2 separate regions of the Homo sapiens genome follow, and region 1 is linked to region 2. A link is an interaction called in ENCODE POLR2A ChIA-PET data of the cell type or tissue named here. Cell type or tissue: MCF 10A. All regions are shown on one strand. Links, peaks and the distances in the headings refer to the core of each region. The heading gives the core; the rest is flanking DNA. Region 1 has its middle 28 kb from the start of OVAAL. Region 2 overlaps XPR1 (xenotropic and polytropic retrovirus receptor 1).

Evidence for each region. Peaks named below come from ENCODE experiments on the same cell type or tissue, not always from the same donor. Only the 100,000 strongest peaks of a DNase experiment are listed, where the experiment ranks them.
Region 1: POLR2A ChIA-PET joins it to region 2 with 5 read pairs; 7 of 35 experiments call an interaction of 5 or more read pairs at or near these places.

The regions. Positions count from the first base shown.
Region 1 is chr1:180,585,719-180,588,637 of GRCh38, forward strand. No RefSeq gene overlaps it. Among named protein-coding and RNA genes, the nearest start is that of OVAAL, 28 kb to the left of the region's middle. RefSeq lists a silencer at 198-381. In MCF 10A, for the core only: no CTCF peak of the experiment used is centred there; a DNase peak (open chromatin) is centred at 1,143.
Region 2 is chr1:180,634,856-180,637,774 of GRCh38, forward strand. All of the region lies in intron 1 of XPR1 (xenotropic and polytropic retrovirus receptor 1), which reads left to right. Among named protein-coding and RNA genes, the nearest start is that of XPR1, 4.3 kb to the left of the region's middle. In MCF 10A, for the core only: a CTCF peak has its summit at 1,457; a DNase peak (open chromatin) is centred at 1,456.

The DNA of each region.
Region 1 (2,919 bases), core at 170-2,669, 49 kb before region 2:
CTCTGTACTCCCTCTAGGCAGCTTCTCCATTCTTAGTCTCCAGCCATCTGCTTGGCAAGGCAAGAATCACAGATGACCAAGGTACCTCCTCACACACACCTGACAAGAGAAAAGTTTTGATTCCCTTGTCATGGGCCCCGACACCTTGGGCTGCTTCTACTGCAAAGGGCAGTATCTGGGGGATGCCCGGGCAGAAGAAGAGGACTGGGTTACATACTGTGCTTGTTTAACAAAGGTTTTGGGGGGCCATTTTAGCCAAAGATCTTTCTTTGAGTTCAAAAAGTTACACAGCTTTTAAAATCTGAGGCTGGAGCTTCTTGAGGGTGCCTGGCAAGGACAGCCAGGCCAAAACTGCATAGGAAGATGGCAGGAGTTTCCGTCCGTCACCTCTTCTGTGGCTGTGTCTCTCTTCATCTCTCAGGGCAGCCAGGGGACTCTGCTATCTCTATAGGCCACTCTCAAAATCCGCCCTCAGGAATGGAGCTCATGGACTCATTCGTGCAGGTGCTATAGCTAAAAGAGAAACTCCTCTTTAAATGTCTGAAAACAAAGGGATTGATGACAATTTTTGACATCTGGGGCTCTCAGTGCCAAGGAGGCAGAGAGGTGTTAAGGATAGGAAAGACTTCTTGAAATTGCTTATTTCGTATCTCGTGAGATTCAACCTACCAATAAGACTGGCTCTTTGCCATGCCTGAAGGAGTTCACTTGATATTCACAATAATTATGGAGTCCTCTCTTTTCTGAACTAAACTCCATAATAGGCACAATTAAGCTAACCTTTACTGAGCACTTACTATACCAGGTATTTTGCTGAGCACTTTACATTATTTTCTTTAATTCTTAAATTTAGGTAGAATATCATTTAGGATCCTCTTGATAGACCTAAACCAAATAGGTGTAAACGCAAAGAGCATTTATTGGTTTACAAAACTGGGAAGCTCAGGAACAGGGCTGCCTTCATACATGACTGGACTCAAACAACATTATCAGAACCTTGACTCCCTCCATCTCCTGGCATGGATCCACCTTCCTTTGTGTGTTGGCTTTGTTCTCAGGTTCCCCGTGGGGGCAGGTGGCTGGAGCTGCTCCAGCCAGACAGTCTTCCAGCATCTCCATTTCAGCAGGAAGTAGAAAGCAGCACTCAGGAGTGGCACTCAGCTTCCTCCTGAGTGCTCAGATGTACTCTAATTAGACAGCATCACATACTCATCTCTGAATTGGCCTCATGGCCAGGGGCTTTGAAGAGTCTGTCCTGAGTCATGGTCTGCATTCTTCTTCTTACTATTTTTTTTAGACTTTTTTTTTTTTCTCTGTTGCCCAGGCTGGAATGCAGTGGTGCAATCACAGCTTACTGCAGCCTTGACCTCCTGGGCTCAAGGGATCCTCCCACCTCAGCCCCCAGGGTAGCTGGGACTACAGGTGCACTCCACCATGCCCGACTAATTTTTGTATTTATTGTAGAGGTGGGGTTTCACCATGTTGCCCAGACTGGTGTCAAACTCCTGGGCTCAAGTAATCCTCCTGCCTTGGCTTCCCAAAGTGCTGGGATTACTGGCGTGAGCCACTGTGTCCGGCCTCCATTCCTGGAGGGAGGTGGAGGAGCCTTAACTAGACCAGAAGGATAGAGACTAGGGGAGAAGGATCTCCAGATGGAAATTTGGGGAATAGATGCAGAGCAAGCAACAAAAAATTTTCATAACCCCTGTGAGTGTTAGTGTTCCACTTTGATAGATGAGGAAACTAAGGCTCAGTAATTGATAGAACAGGAGCTCGAATCCTGTCAGTTACATTTAACAAGCCATATTATTGTTCCATTTATTCAGAGGAAATGTTTTTTCTTTTTAAATACATAAAAACAAGAATGCATAACTAGAGTAAATGAATTAATGTCAAATTTTCCATAATGAAAATTCTCCTTAACTTGTCCTGCAAATGTACCCCAGGAGACAGAAGAAGCCCTCTAAGAACGTATAACTCTCTTTTCAATATGTCAATGGCCAAGTTTTTCTGCCAAGGGAAAGAAAGGGAATGTGACTCATTATTAAAGATCCAGGGCATGCTTTTGACTTCATCTTCAGAATGATTTGAACCAACAATTCAGCTGGCTTCAAGAAAAACAACACATGAAGTGACTTACTGTAGAAAGTAAAAAGTTTCCTCTTCAAAGTTTAAAAATAAATCTTAAGTGTTAGAAATAATAGTTTCTTTTAAAGACTAACTTCCTTCAAGCCTCCTTGCTTTATGCTAATAACTCTTTGTTAAGCCCTATCCTATGTAGCTGTTAGACATGCTCACAGGCATAGTACATTCTATGTCCTTGAACCTTAACCAAAATATTTGTGTTGGACACGCTCATAGGCATGTCCCAGCTCACAGCCTGTGTCCCTTCCTTACTTAGGAATATTATTACTTTTCTACCTATTTTTAAAAGTTTTAAATTATTAGCCAGTCAGGTTTCATGAGGTCTGGCTCCAGCCAATGGAGACAGGACACAGCAATAAGGACCTCACGTGTAAGTAATAAATATTCTGGTGTCTGTTTATTCTGTGTGTGCCCTTGCCATTGTCCCATCTGCAAGGGACACCCTTTCTGCAGAAAGTAAAAATTGCCTTGCTAAGACAACTTTTTGTCTAAATGCTGATTTTTCCTTGTGGCACCAAAGAACAAACATTTTACATTTCTAACACTTACTGATATAATTTATCCTTTCTTAGATACTTCACGTGGGCCTGGCTGCCTTGTAAAGGGTTTTGAAACAGTCATTTAGGAGATATGGTCATTGTTGATTTTATTCTGAACTCTCAACCACAAGCAACTATGAAGTCTGTTATTAATGACCTTATCATATTGACATGTACTAACCAAGATAGAGAAAGCTATGGTGTTAGCAAAGTTAGCAAAGTCTTAGACTTGGCA
Region 2 (2,919 bases), core at 305-2,804:
TATTGTAGCACAGTAAATACTAGTTTTTGTATGTGTTAGCCATGAGACCTGGGGACAATCTTTTTTGCCTTTCCCGGGCTCGCTCTTCTTCCATAAAGTAAGTATATAGGGCCAGAGCTTTTCAAGGTCCATTATAGGTCATGTTTTTGATTTAACTTTTAATGGCTTTTATTCCTTGAACTGATAAAATTATTAATGATAATAACCCATCAATATCCTGAAAATTATTATGTTTTTTAATTTAAAAATAAGTTGTGGTGTTCATAGATTCAGTCTTCATAGGCAGAATAATAAAGCATAAAATAACAGACCAACATGGAGAAGCCATATAAAGAAAATCTCTTCAATCCATTTGTAAGTAGTTTGTGCAAAGAATAAACACAAACAAGCCGAGACTATTCCTGTTTCCAGTAATCTGTTTGAGTATAAATTTTGACATGTAAAATAGAACACCGGTAAATCTTTGTAAGAGCTTTTTTAAAATTTAGAATTAGTGACTATATATTTTAAAGCTCTGCAATTGATTAATCAAAATTAACTGAGACTGGTTTCAACCAAATAGACTAATATGACCATGTTAATATTTTGCAGAATATTAGCAGAAGAAGCAAATATATTTGGTGCCTTAGGCTGCTGACTTTCCCTAGGGCCTTGTGTTTCTTTGGTTTCTCAGGACCCAGGAATGATTTTTTTCAGTGTATCCTTTGTTTTGTAATAAAATAACAAGGTTTCTAAATTACAGGATTTTAGAGCTAAAAGGGAATTTAAAGATTATCTACCTTGTTTTTCCAGGCAAGGAAACTAAGGTCCAGAGGGGTTAAGCCACTTGTTTAGGAATATGTGTATATGTCTCTTGAGCATGTGTAAGCATTGAGAGTCCGGTCACACTGTGTGATCCTGATGAAACCATTTCTTCTTTTAGCTAAGAAACATCTGAGTTTCTTTAATGTTAGAGAATTGGACTTGATTTCTAAGCTCACAACCCCCGTATTATTTAAGGACTCATCCAGCTCTAAAATTCTGTGTTTTTAAATGGTTTTATTATGTTTGGTATATGAAGAGGACAGAACTTAACAGGAGTATTAATAGCATCCTTTAAAATTAATAATATCCTTTCAAAAATTTTTGATATTTTGATCTGTGAATAAGATGTTAACCCAGTGAAACTCTCTTATTTAACTTAAAAAGGGATGACGATGAATTAATTTTTTATTGCAGGATTTTGGAAAGGAGAGGTTCTGCATGAACTACACTTCCATTATATTCAGGTATAAGGAGACATTACCATAACATTATTAACGATTTTCATTTATAGAACTCTCCCATGGGAACACTTGTGTTACAGGCTTCAGTTTCCCAAAGGTATTATGTTGATTAGGTAGGTTTAACTTGAGTTGCTGCAACTTGTTTGAAATATCCAGTTTGGCCACCCGATGGGGCACAAACCACACTTTTTCTTTCAGACACTTTTGTAAATCAAAGTATAGTATAGTGTGTTTAAGATAACACTTGTAAATGATTGCGTCAATGAGATGGTTGGCATTTACAAATGTTTCTTAAGTGAGTGAATGAATGTTGTAAAGACAGGAAGCTATAACTATTCTTTATCATCTTTAAGTGTGTCAGCGTGAGTATGCTGGAAAGATTATACTTGTCCGTTTATCCTGAAGGTTGGTTTTGGATCAGCTTTTGGGTGAAGGCCCAGATCATAAGAACCTAAGAATCTTATTTGACCTGGGGTGACCATGGAAACTTAGTCCTAGCTTCAAATTCAGTCCTAATCTGGGAAGCATTTAAGAGAATGATTGAGTTGTGCTGGGTAAGGATTTCAGGTATATTTGAGTTGTAGGCCCCAAAGGAGTGTGCCCAAAACTCCCATGGAGTAAAGAGAAGACAGTATTAGAAAAGTAAGGGGGCTGGACACGGTGGCTCACGCCTGTAATCCCAGCACTTTGGGAGGCCGAGGCAGGCGGATCACTTGAGGTCAAGAGATTGAGACCATTCTGGCCAACATGGTGAAACCCCATCTCTACTAAAAATACAAAAATTAGCTGAGTGTGGTGGTGCATGCCTGTAGTCCCACCTACGCGGGAGACTGAGGCAGGAGAATCGATTGAACCGGGGAGGCGGAGGTTGCAGTGAGCTGAGATTGTGCCACTGCACTCCAGCCTGGCAACAGAGTAAGACTTCATCTCAAAAAAAAAAAAAAAAAAAAAGGAAAAGTAAGGGAAGACAGAACTGTTAATTTTACTTATTTTTATGCATAAGAAAAGGAAGAAATACAATTTTACTAGTATTTAATAAATGGATTGATGCAGTACCCCTGCTAAGGAGGTCATGCACAGGTATACTGAAGAAAACAGAAGGATTGCCAGTGGCTTTTTCACTTGTTTGTTCGCTTTGGCAGATAATCATTAATCCAGTTATGGGTGCATAATTAAATGAATCTATAAATTATTATCTAGTTTTAGCCAAATCAACCGCTAGGAAATAGACATGTCTTAAAAAGACTCCTGTAAAGATTCCATAACAGTAATACCAATAATGCAAGCACAAGTGAACAACAAGAAAATGACAACAGAGCTGAGGTTTCTCCTTCTAGTACTAGCTTTTTGGCAGCCAAATTACAGATAAAAACAATAACACTTTAGTAGACTTGACAAGAAGTTCGCCAAAAATTTAAAAATTATTAAGCTAATTCTTTTTTCTTTTTCCTGAGACGGAGTCTTGCTCTGTCACCCAGGCTGGAGTGCAGTGGCCTGATCTCAGCTCACTACAACCTCCGTCTCCCAGGTTCAAGCCATTCTTGTGCCTCAGCTTCCCAAGTAGCTGGCATTACAGGCGCGCGCAACTACATCCAGCTAATTTTTGTATTTTTAGTAGAGACAGGGCTTCACCATGTTGGCCAGGCTGGTCTCG